Regions from separate parts of the Homo sapiens genome. Here region 2 is linked to region 1. Evidence: chromatin contacts called from ENCODE Hi-C data. All regions are on one chromosome and are shown on one strand. The core of a region is the stretch at or near the end of the contact, and the rest is flanking DNA. Distances in the headings are between cores, read along the strand shown. Region 1 holds the start of FAM219A (family with sequence similarity 219 member A). Region 2 holds the start of ZBTB5 (zinc finger and BTB domain containing 5).

Evidence for each region. Hi-C counts contacts between places; a loop is a spot of excess contacts on that map. Pooled maps may share reads with other maps.
Region 2: a loop to region 1 is called in a map of CD8-positive, alpha-beta T cell, with 20 times the contacts of the local background. The contact joins the promoter of ZBTB5 here to the promoter of FAM219A in region 1. A Hi-C loop is called at or near these places in 3 of 168 maps with a recorded cell type or tissue (CD4-positive, alpha-beta T cell, CD8-positive, alpha-beta T cell and ovary) and 8 of 50 pooled maps.

Annotation. Positions count from the first base shown.
Region 1 is chr9:34,455,842-34,461,478 of GRCh38, reverse strand. FAM219A (family with sequence similarity 219 member A) reads left to right here and starts at 2,909. Exons shown (of 6, transcript NM_001184940.2): 1 at 2,909-3,275. The coding sequence starts at 3,216. It overlaps DNAI1 (dynein axonemal intermediate chain 1), which reads right to left and starts at 2,674. Exons shown (of 20, transcript NM_012144.4): 1 at 2,426-2,674. The coding sequence starts at 2,473. RefSeq lists enhancers at 2,548-2,617, 2,714-3,008, 2,571-3,111, 4,243-4,743 and a silencer at 2,988-3,237.
Region 2 is chr9:37,461,159-37,466,781 of GRCh38, reverse strand. ZBTB5 (zinc finger and BTB domain containing 5) reads left to right here and starts at 1,332. Exons shown (of 2, transcript NM_014872.3): 1 at 1,332-1,567. RefSeq lists enhancers at 1-352, 353-1,038, 1,039-1,724, 1,725-2,410 and a silencer at 1,405-1,504.

The DNA of each region.
Region 1 (5,637 bases), core at 1,660-4,159:
CTAGGCAGGCCAGGGGTGGGGCATAGGAGGTGGGATGAGGCACAGGGAACTTCTTGGGATAGAGAAAGTATCCTATATCTTGAGTGTGGTAGTGGTTTATACGTGTGTAAATTTGTTAAAATTTGTCAACACGTACAACTAAAATGGTACATTCTATTATATGTAAACCAAACCTCAATAATGTTTATTTTAAAAGCAAACTGCTGGGGCACGGGGGCTCACCCCTGTAATCCCAGCACTTTGGGAGGCCTAGGCCTGTGGATCACCTGAGGTCAGGAGTCCGAGACCAGCCTGACCAATATGGTGAAACCCCGTCTCTACTAAAAATACAAAAATTGGCTGGGTGCGGTGGCCCACACCTGTAATCCCAGCACTTTGGGAGGCCGAGGCGGGCAGATCACGAGGTCAGGAGATCCAAGACCATCGTGGCTAACACAGTGAAACCCTGTCTCTACCAAAAATACAAAAAAATTAGCTGGGCGTGGTGGCAGGCGCCTATAGTCCCAGCTCCTTGGGAGGCTGAGGCAGGAGAATGACGTGAACCCAGGAGGCGGAGCTTGCAGTGAGCCAAGATCACACCACTGCACTCCAGCCTGGGCGACAGAGCAAGACTCCGTCTCAAAAATAAAATAAAATAAAATAATAAAAAAAAATTAGCCAGGCATGGTGGTGCATGCCTGTAATCCCAGCTACTTGGGAGGCTGAGGCAGGTCCCTTGAATCGGGGAGGTGGAGGTTGCAGTGAACCTAGATTGCGCCACTGCACTCCACCCTGGGTGACAAGAGTGAAACTCCGTCTCAAAAATAAAAAATACAAAAATAAAAAATAAATAAAAGCAAACTGCCTGTAAATATAGGGTCAGGAGGCTCAAACACAGTACATGAACTTCAACGTAAAGCCCAACCCCAACATAAAATTAGGGCATGTTCATATGGGACTAGCAGCTTCCCCAAGGCTGCAGAGACCTAAGAAAGTCAGGTCCATCTGCTACAGAAGCCCAGGTAAAAGAGGCAGAGGAGCAAAGGCTAACATGGAGGTGGCCAGACCAAAATATGCAAAGTCATAAGTAGCATGGAGATTGGCTCTCTAAACCTCAATGTACCTAGACTTGAGTGGGGTAAATCTGGAATAAATATATAGAAGTCCTGCTTTCCAGAGCTAGAAACTACACATTAGCCTGAGTGGTAATTCATAAAGGGTTTGGAAAAAGTTCCTGAAGGACTGAGTTGCTTCACCACAGAAGACTCCTTGGGAAACTGGGACTGCCTTGCCTTCCGTGGTGATGCTGAGGAAGAAAGCAGAACTCTGTGCTCAGTGGGTTAAGTGGGGGATGACTCGGGTTTCCTGTGAGAAGGGATGACATCTGTCCAGGTGGTAATAAGAGCATAATGTTCACATAGCTGAATGAATCATAGGAGTGGACCAGGGGCTCGCAGGGAAGAGAGAGATATGAGGCTCTAGAAATAGTTGGGGCAGAGTGTTTGGGTTGTGCACTGTGGGGGTGAGGACAGGGATGAGAAAAGGGCCTCTCTCCTCTTCCTCTTTGCCTGCCCTTTCTCTCCTCATAAATCTCCCAGCACAGAAAATAAAATCACACTCCTGCACATAGCCTGTCCTGTATTCTGTTTAGTTCTCTTGCACACCCTCTGTGGGCTCCCAAACAGCAAGAGCTGTGTTCCCACCTAGCCTGGAGCTAGGCACACAGCAAAGGGTTGGATAAAGAATGCCTTTGAGGCTGGGCGCCGTGGCTCACGCCTGTAATCCCAGCACTTCGGAAGGTCAAGGTAGGAGGATCGCTTGAGCTCAGGAGTTAGAGACGGGCCTGGGCAACATGGGGAAACCCCGTCTCTACCAAAAACACAAAATTTAGCCGGGCGTGGTGGCCTATGCCTTTGGTTCCAGCTATTCGTCAGGCTGAAGTGGGAGAATCGCTTGCACCCAGGAGGCAGAGGTTACAGAGAGCTGAGATGGCGCCACTGCATTCTAGCCTGGGCTACAGGGCGAGCCTCTGTCTCAAAAAAAAAAAAAGAAAGAAAGAAAGAAAAAGAAAAAGAAAAATTCCTTTGGGACAAGAATGTGAGAACAAGGAGGAAGGGACTCGTGGGAATGGGGATGGGGAAGTTAAGGAGAATAGACTGGTCAGAATGAGTCCATGGGGTAAAGTGAAGTGAAGAGATGGGAATGGTGGATAAAAGGAGAGAGGTAAGAAACGGTGGATTGGGGTAGTATGGGAGAGGAGGCCGGGATTAGTGGGAAAGAGTAGGACAGAGTCAGAGGTCAGTGGGAGCACTTACCAGAGGTCACGGGGGTGAGAAGGCTGGGGTCAACAGAGAAAAGATCAAGGATCAGTAGGAGAGGTATGATTAGTGGTCACTGGCGACGACGAAGGTCAGAGGTCATCAGAAGGAAGGTGTGCGTACGTTACCTGCTTATGAGGCTGTTTATGGGGAGCCTTCGCAGAAGCAGGAATCATCTCAACCCCTGGAGAGCCTACAAAACGCTCCCTCGTCTGAAGACAAAAAGTTTGTCCGTCTCCTTGACCACACACAAGAAATCTGGACTCTCTTCCACTTCAGTTACCAGTCGCAACGGTTCTTTAGGGACAGCCGTCGTTGTGGGTCCCCGTGCCCTTGCAGGATAGAATCCAACTCCCTGACGCGGTTACCCAGCAACCGACCAGCAGCCAAGGCGCAGGCGCTTCGGCGCGCCCAGCCGGCCCGGAAAGGAGGCGGGGTTGGGCGCGCGGCGAGCGAGTCTCCACTAAGCCCCGCCCCCTCAGGAATCACAGCTGGGCGGCCGCGCGCATTCGGAACTCCCGCATGTGGGTGGGGCTGGGGTCCCCAGGCACCGCCTCCTCATGAATAATGCAAGATCCGGGCGGTGTCCCGGACCCGGAAGTGGAGTTGCCGAGTCACCGCAGTGGCTGAGCTGCTGACAGGAGGCGGCAGCGGAGTAGGAGGCGAGGCAAGACCTGCGGCTCGGCCCGGCCACAGCCGCGGTAGTGCTAGGCAAGCCCACGGAGTCACGCCGGCCTCAGCCAGTCTGCGAACCTCTCGCCCCCGCCCACCCCTGCATCCGCCCGGCCCCTGCCCGCCCGAGTGGTCCGGGGAGGCCTAGTCTGCACCACCCGCCGGGCTCCTGGGGCCGCCGCCCCGCGCGGTCCTGTCGGCGTCCGCGGCCGCGCCCGGCCCCTGGCCCGCTCGCCCGCCGGCACCATGATGGAGGAGATCGACCGGTTCCAGGTGCCCACCGCGCACTCGGAGATGCAGCCGCTGGTGAGGGGGCGGGCGGCGGGCAGGCCAAGGCCGGAGGGGGCGTCGCTTGAGGGGGAGGGAGGGAATCAGGCCGGGGGGATCGTGCGGAGGGGCGCCATCGGATGGGGCAAAGAGATCCCTGAAAACGTATTGCCGGGGGACGGGGACTTGCAGGACAAGAAAACCGTGGGAGAATATGCTGGATGAGAGCAAAGGGACCTGTAAGGGCGGAGGGCACCGTCGGTGGAAGCAGGGCACCGTCGGATGGAACGGAGGGGGCACAAAGGTGCACACCGCTAGTGGAGGCCCATAGCAGGGACTGGCGAGGGAACTGCCATGGGGCACCGCCGGCGGCAGGCCCAGGGGTCTGGGATGGGAGGTGGGGAGGCGTTTAGTCCTAGAGGCCTGTGATGCTTAGGGCGGGGGAGCCGTCAGGCTAAGAGAGATTGGGAATCAGCTTTTAGAAGAGGAGGGGCTTGCCCGCCTGTCCGCTGGATATACGGACAGGAACGCTGGGCCGGGGCGAGGGACCCAGTGGGGGAAGGTGGTTGGTGCAGAACCTGGGAATTCCGTTCTCCGGTGGGGAGCGCAGGCAGACCAGGCTGGGGGCATCTAAACCGGGAAGGAGAGTGCGCGGCGACCAGATGGGGAATCGGGGTGCAGATGAGAGTGCTCGGGAACCGACGGGAGAGGAAGTGGGGTCGCGCTGGAGCTGCCTGTGCGCACTGGTTGGGAAGAGCCCCCATCATCTTAGGCCTACGTGCCTGAAGTCCTTGCTGGGCGCGGATCCTGCCGCCTGTCCGCGGTCCCGGAGTCAGGGAGGAATGATGTCATCGCTGCTGGCGCGGAGGGAATGGAAGGGGGAGGGCAACTCGGGTGCACCGAGGCTAGGCCTAAGGGAGACCATGCTTGCTGGCCACCGCCCAGGGGGCTCCCTGACCTCGCTTGTCTGTCAGGCAACCGGGTGGGAGACGTGGAGGCCTAGCCAGCTCGTATAGTGAGGGGGGAAGAGAGGGAATGTCTAGGCTGTGTTCGCTTTATCCCCCTGGAGCCTGAGCTGGAATTGGAAGGAGGCAAGGTGGGCTACAAATCCGAAAGTGTGGATGCCCCATTTCTCTGAGCTGTGCTGGCTGGAGCAGAGCTGAGTTCTCCAAGTTCTGAAGTTCTGCTTCTGTGTTAGGCAGGGTGGCCAGAAACAGGTCTACCCTTGGGCCTATAACCCCCTGGCTGACAGATGTGCTTTGTAGCTTCCTGGGCGAGTAACCTACCCATTACAGCAGCCAAGATGGGCCTCGGCAGGGACCCATCACCACCTTTTTGTCACACCTTTTGAGGGATGGTAGAGAGAATCATTAGTGGCCACTTAGCAGGAGACAAAGGCTTTTTCCCCCTTTCATGACTGCTTAGACAGTTCTAAGAGCCAAAACAAAGAAGTTTTACAGAAGCATACAATATTAAACCGGAGAGAGGTGTTGCAGGACTTTTTCCTAGCCTCATGCCATCATTGGATTATTTGGGAGCCAGAAAATCCTGGAGAGAAGTCCATCCCATGAACTTAAAGAAGGACTTTGGGCTGGCTGAAGATAATTTTCCTTTCTGAGTTCTCTTTCTAGCTAACCTGGCTTGTCAAACGAGATTGCCCTTCCAGTTCTAAGCATCTAATCAAGAATCAAAATAGAGGGTGGATGAAGGAAGAGGAGGTTCAAGTGTGTCAGGAAAAGGAAGCAATGAGTTGTTTCTTGTCACCCATCTGGGGTTCTCAAAAAGGAAGGAAATAGCTGTTCAAGGAAAGGGGAGAAGAAATAGAGCCACCAGGCTCTCAGTTGTCCTTGGTGCTTCTGTTATTGCCTGAAATTCTGAATAGTGGTTTGGCTGGGTAGAGAACTCTTGAGCTGCTTCCGGTCTGTGTGGCCCTGGAGTTGGAGAAGCATCTGTGGCAAGGAGGCACTTAGAAAAGCTCTGACTGCCTTCAGACCCCTTTAACTGCTAAAGTCACCCTTGTGCAAGAGAATACTTTTTTTTCTTTTTTTTTGAGACAGGGTCCCTCTCTGTCACCCAGGCTAGAGTGCAGTGGCACGATCTTGGCCCAATGCAACCTCCACCTCCTGGATTCAAGCGATTCTCCTACCTCAGCCTCCCAAGTAGCTGGGATTATAGGCCCCTGCCACCACGCATGGCTAATTTTTGTATTTTTAGTAGAGACAGGGTTTCGCCATGTTGGCCAGGCTGGTCTTGAATGCCTGACCTCAAGTGGTCTGCCTGCCTCGGCCTCCCAAAATGCTAGGATTACAAGAGTGAGCTGCTATGCCCGGCCTGAGAATACTTTATTGAGTTTGAGTGAGAGCCTTATGGAAATAGCAATATAGTCATCCCTCATTTGAGG
Region 2 (5,623 bases), core at 83-2,582, 3.0 Mb before region 1:
CGGCTAATTTTTGTACTTTTAGTAGAGACAGGGTTTCACCATGTTGGCCAGGCTGGTCTCGAACTCCTGATCTCGGGCGATCTGCCCGCCTCAGCCTTCCCAATTGCTGCGATTATAGGCGTGAGCCATCGCGCCCGGCTGGGAGTTCCATTTTTCTGGGAGCTCCTCCAAGACCCTTACCCCCACCCCCAGAAGAACCCAGCTGAGTTCGCGGGCCTGCCTTTGTCTCCAGAGCCACGCAGCGCTCCCAGACACGCTGCGCCGGAGAAGGCAGCTTTCTTCTGCCGTCCTCACCCTAGGAAAGGGGGTTTCTTCCCTGGCCCCAGTGTCCGATGCTCAGGGATCGGGTTCTCCCTCCGAGGGTGCACCTGGAAACCCGAGCGTCGCCCCGGGGCTCGCTTTTTTCAGACCGCGTCCCATACAAGTCCGCGACCCTTCCACGTTTGGGACAGGAGTGGGAGAGCTTAGCGCTTCCTATTTTTTTGTGGGGGGAGTGCAGGTGATTATAAATCTGGGCATGCAGACTACAGGCTTATTTGACCTGCAGCCGAGTGCGGGGCCAAGCGCCGGGCTCCTGGGGCGCCACCGTTTCCAGACGCGCAGCCACCCGGACTGGACGAGGGGCGGGGTCCGACCTAACTGCCATCCGATGGACAGCGTTTTTTATTCGCGGTTTTCACCCTGGACTTTGGCTTAGTTAAACCTAAAGAGCTTTTTGGAATCTTATCTTTCCCAACGTCTATGAAGTGGGAACTCAATCTCCAGCCCTCTACGTGTGTGTGTGTGTGTGTGTTCAGCGAAGGGAATTCACCCCGGAGAAGAGCCCTGGGTCACTAAAGCGCCGGGCACCACGAGGGTGGAAAAATCCTTCAGAACCAGCCAATGGCGGTACGGCCTGCCCTGAGGGCCCGCCTCTCCGGCGCCCTCAGACATCACGCAGTCGTTGTTGTGATTGGCGGATTTAGGCGGAAAGCCCGCTAGCCTAAACCACAGAGGGTTTTGATTGGTTGCAGCGAACAGCCGCATTTCTATAGTCCAAACCTGGAGCAGTTTAGTGATAAATCCCGCCCTAAAAGGCATTTGATAACCGTTTTACATGTTGTAAGGCAAAGGGTGATTGGTCAGAGAGCTCACGGATTCAGTCGGTAGTAAACACAACCAGACTTCAGGGACCGTGGATTGGTCAGTTTTTCCGGGGGCTAAGTAAATTCCTCCAGGTTCCGCGCGCCGGCTGGCTGCACTCCTACCCCGGCCCCGCCCTTCCCATTGCTGATTGGTTGCAGCCCAACTGGGAGAGGCGGAATGGGGCGGAGTAGGCGCTCTTGCATTACGTCACTTCCGCTTATCCTCGGGCGCCGCCGCCGTGTTCTCAGAGTGCTGCGGCGAACTGGCTGGAGGAGCTAGGGGACTAGAGGCGGGGTGGGAGGGGGGCGGGTGGAAGGGGGAGGAAGTCCCGTAACGGAGACGCTGGTCAGGACGTTCCCACCTCCTCTGACACTGCCGAGTCCGATCGGAGAGGGGTCACCGCCTCCTTCAGCGAGGAGGAGGGGGGCGGAGCCCGACTCAGGTGAGGAGACCCCGTCAGCGAGTATCGTGATGGCGGGCGCGCTCACGTGGGGAAGGTTGAGCACCAGGGGCGCGCCAAGGCGTCGGGGAGCGCGCAGACGTGTACTGGTGCCCCCGGACTACTCTGGCTGTCTTTCGGAGGGGAGCATTGTTACCGTTGGAGCCAAGGGGCCAGGCGGGTTCTTCTGCGCAGGCGTCCCCGGTGTCCCGACGCCAGGCTGTCTGCGGGGTGGGGCGGGGGCTGGTACTCCTGTGGATCCCCGGCTGGCGACGTAGGTTCCCGAATGGGGTGGGAAAGGCCTCAGGACCAGCGGCCTGGCGGGATGAAGAGAGGATCTGCTGCCCTGCGGGATGTGGTCGGACGGCTCCCTTGCCCCCATCCTGGGTCTTGAGCGACGAGGTTTCATTTCACCAGAGCAAGGCCATAGGCAGACTGCCATCGGGAGCCAGCGGCCGACCCTGGAGGGGTGGAGCCAGTGTTTCGGAATGCCCCAACTTGTTATGAGAGGACTGAAGTGTTTAATAGGCATTTATTGAATGCCCACTACTCCCAGGCTTCGTGCGAGGAGCTGTGGGGGATGCGGTGGTAAGACACTGCCGTCCCATCTTCTCCTGTTTGGAGGACAGATTTGTATGTAAATAATAAAAGGCAGTGAATTAAGGGGTGTTGAAGGTTAGTTTTTTCCTTTCATAATGGTCATTTTTTTTTAAGTCAGTCAGCATTCTGGCATAGTGAAGGATATTGTGGAAACTAATTTTCTGAACAGAAGGCAAATCCTAAATAATTTGGAGGAAAAATTTTAGGTGAAAGCACAGTAAAGTTGATTACTAAGTAGTATCTTCTGACTCTAGTTAACTTGAATTAATAGAAGGAACTCTTCACCTTCAAAAATTGAAGCAAAAATATTCCAAAACATGTTCTCATATTTTTCACTTGTATTAAGTAGAGGACATTACGGGCTTTTCTTTAGAGGTTGAAGAGAATGCTGTGCCTTAGTCATTAAGTCATTGGTAATTTGTTGTCCTAGTATGGGCTGTTGTGCTTAGATGTAAAAGGCTGGGCAGAACTTGCTTTTCATTTGCCTAAACTCTTGTGATTTCTGTGGGGACGGTGGTTGGCAGTAAGCTAATAGTTCAGAGGGAAAAGTCCAGATGGGAAGAAGACAAGGAATTTTAGAGAAAAGCCCCTAAGCCAAAGGAAACCGTTCACTCTTCCTTTTAACCCTTATGGAAATCTCATCAAATTTGGGAAGATTGACCTGGCCACCACAGCCAGCTTGGTGACCTTACAGGTAAGACTACTTGGGTGGGGACCTGTTTTGGGCCCTTGGGTTTTGCTGAATAAACAGACTCTTTTTTTGAAGAGTCCTGAAGTCAACTCGTTTACTAGAGATTTGCCCCTTTTCCCTAAAAGTTGTGTCAAAACATAACTTTTAGTTAGCTGAGGATGCTGGCAAGCTGGATTTTGGTTAATTGATATGTCTCTAGCAGAATTCTGAAAATGGTAAGATTTGGAGGAAAGGCATCTTACAGACTTAGGAGCGAACGCTCTCAAAAGAGACTCACAAGACTGTCCCCAAAGTGGAAGTAATAAAAAATCACTGGGATATCAAATAGTACTTAAAGAACTCAGCATGAATTATATCGAATTGGAGACTTTAAAATATCTTGTGTTCAGTGAAATTGACAAAACCTGGTGTAGTGCTGACAGAGAATCTTGAATCTGGCTCACATTCGTTTTGGAAATGGAAAAAAGAACCCAAGGTATTGATTCTATGTTAGCTTTCAACTTTTTTTTTAATGTAAATTAATTTTAAATACTTTCCCCCTCTGTCAGTTTTAAGCGTGTGATTTTTCTTTTACTGTACGTAATATTTCTCAAATATGGATGTTGTCTAGTAGAGCCAGTTTTGTTAGTGTAGCAGGTGGGATGGAATGTAGCACTACACTATGCCTTTTGTCTAAGTATGAAGTGAACTTCTCATCTCCTAAAAGACCAGCTGTTTCTGAGTGAACTATTGCTCTTTGCATATGTTCTCATCATTTTCACCACTGAATAGTAGCTTTTAATTTCAAGATCCAGTTTTAGAGGTGCCTTTCATTTTATTAGTTATACATGTATTTCCTAAAAGCTTTGATTTATCTTGACATCCCAAACAGATTAGGTTACTCTGACAATTCGAAGGGTGAGGAGGGCAGAGAAGAATTTTATTGAGTGATGGAACAGCTCTCAGAGAAGAGGGCATGCAGGGGGTGGTCTCTTTCCCAGTGTGGCTGGTTCCGGGGCTTCTTAGGGACTCAGAATGGGGAGTGTGTGCTGATTGGTTTCTGATGCAAAAAGTTTAAAGGGAAGGCCGGGTGTGGTGGCTCACGCCTGTAATTACTGCAATTGGGGAGGCTGAGGCGGGCAGATTGCCTGAGCTCAGGAGTTCAAGACCAATCTGGCCAACATGGTGAAACCCTGTCTCTACTAAAAATACAAAAATTAACCCGGCATGGTGACGTGCGCCTGTAATCCCAGCTACTCAGGAGGCCGAGGCGGAAGAATCGCTTGAGCCTGGGAGGCAGAAGTTGCATTGAGCTGAGAGCATGCCACTGCACACTTGGAGTCTTGGAGACAGAGTGAGACCCTGTCTCAAAAAAAAAAAAAAAACGGTTAAAGCAAAGACACCACTCAAAGGTGGGCACGACAGTGTAGAAAACCAATTAGGAAAGGGGTAGATATATGTAAAATAGGTGAAGGGTGGGGATCAGTCAGAGGAAAGCATGCCAAATGGGAACACAGGTTCTCAATCTGGTCCGTGGATTTGACTTGTAGCTTGGCTTTCAAGCTTTTAAACTGTCTTCGGCTTGGAGGTGGGGTTTCACTGGGGATGTGCCCCTGTCTGCCTAGGCATTTGTCTGTCTCCTGCCTCTATCATAGTAGTCATTGGCAGACAGTTTTCCTTCCTTGAAGACAGGATACCATAAGTAAGCATTATGCCATAGCTTAATTGGCAGTTTTTTTCCTAGTGTTACATGAAATAATGCATTTTATAATCACAGACATCTTAGATTTAATGAAATTTGGTAAAATTAATAGAATTTTAGCTCAGGTGGCACACACCTGTAGTCCCAACTACTTGGGAGTCTGAGGCAGGAGGATCACTTGAGTTCAAACCAGCCCAGGCAACATAGTAAAATCCTGGCTGCCTATCCCCCATAAAGAGACTTTTGTACCCAACTAATTCCTTGTAATTGTAACCAATAAATTTTCCTAATTCGTTTTCCTGCTCTGGAAAATGTTTGTTACTGAAAAGAAGCCTATCGAGCGTGATATTTTTCCTTATGTAAATGGAAATTAACAAATAAAATGTTCATTTTACAAATTTTAAAGGATGATTAAGTGATAGGTCTACTTTTTGGAAATTATACTTGGTAATCTGTTACTTTGTATGGTAACAGGTTTACAAATGCCTTTATTCCTAATTTACTTTTTTTTTTGAGACAGGGTCTCACTCTGTCACCCAGGCTTGAGTGCAATGGCATAATCTGATCTCGGGTCACTGCAACCTCCGCCTCCTGGGTTCAAATGATTCTTGTGTCTCAGCCTCCTGAGTAGCTGGGACTACAGCTCGTGCCACCATGCCCGACTAATTTTTGTACTTTTTGGTAGAGACAGGGTTTCGCCATGTTGGCCAGGCTGGTCTTGAACTCCTGACCTCAGGTGATCCGACTGCCTTGGCCTCCCAAAGTGCGTGATTACAGGCATGAGAGCCACTGCACCTGGCTGATTGCCATTTTCTTAAGTTTAAAATGTTTAGGGTGAGTTGCTCCCCTTTTTTTCTATGCATGATATTGTTGACATGGTATAATTAATTTTTCAGTACATCTTAGTCAATTATAATTTAAAATCCACTCAACCATCTTCCTCTAAAAATACAAGGCTTTCACCTTTATAGTCCTTATGGTTTAGTCTTTTTTGCGAAGAGGATTTGAGGAAGGAAGACCAGGAAAACAAAATCCAGTGTTTGGGCATTTGGTTGTGGGAGGAGCCCAGAAATGCTACAAAAATCTA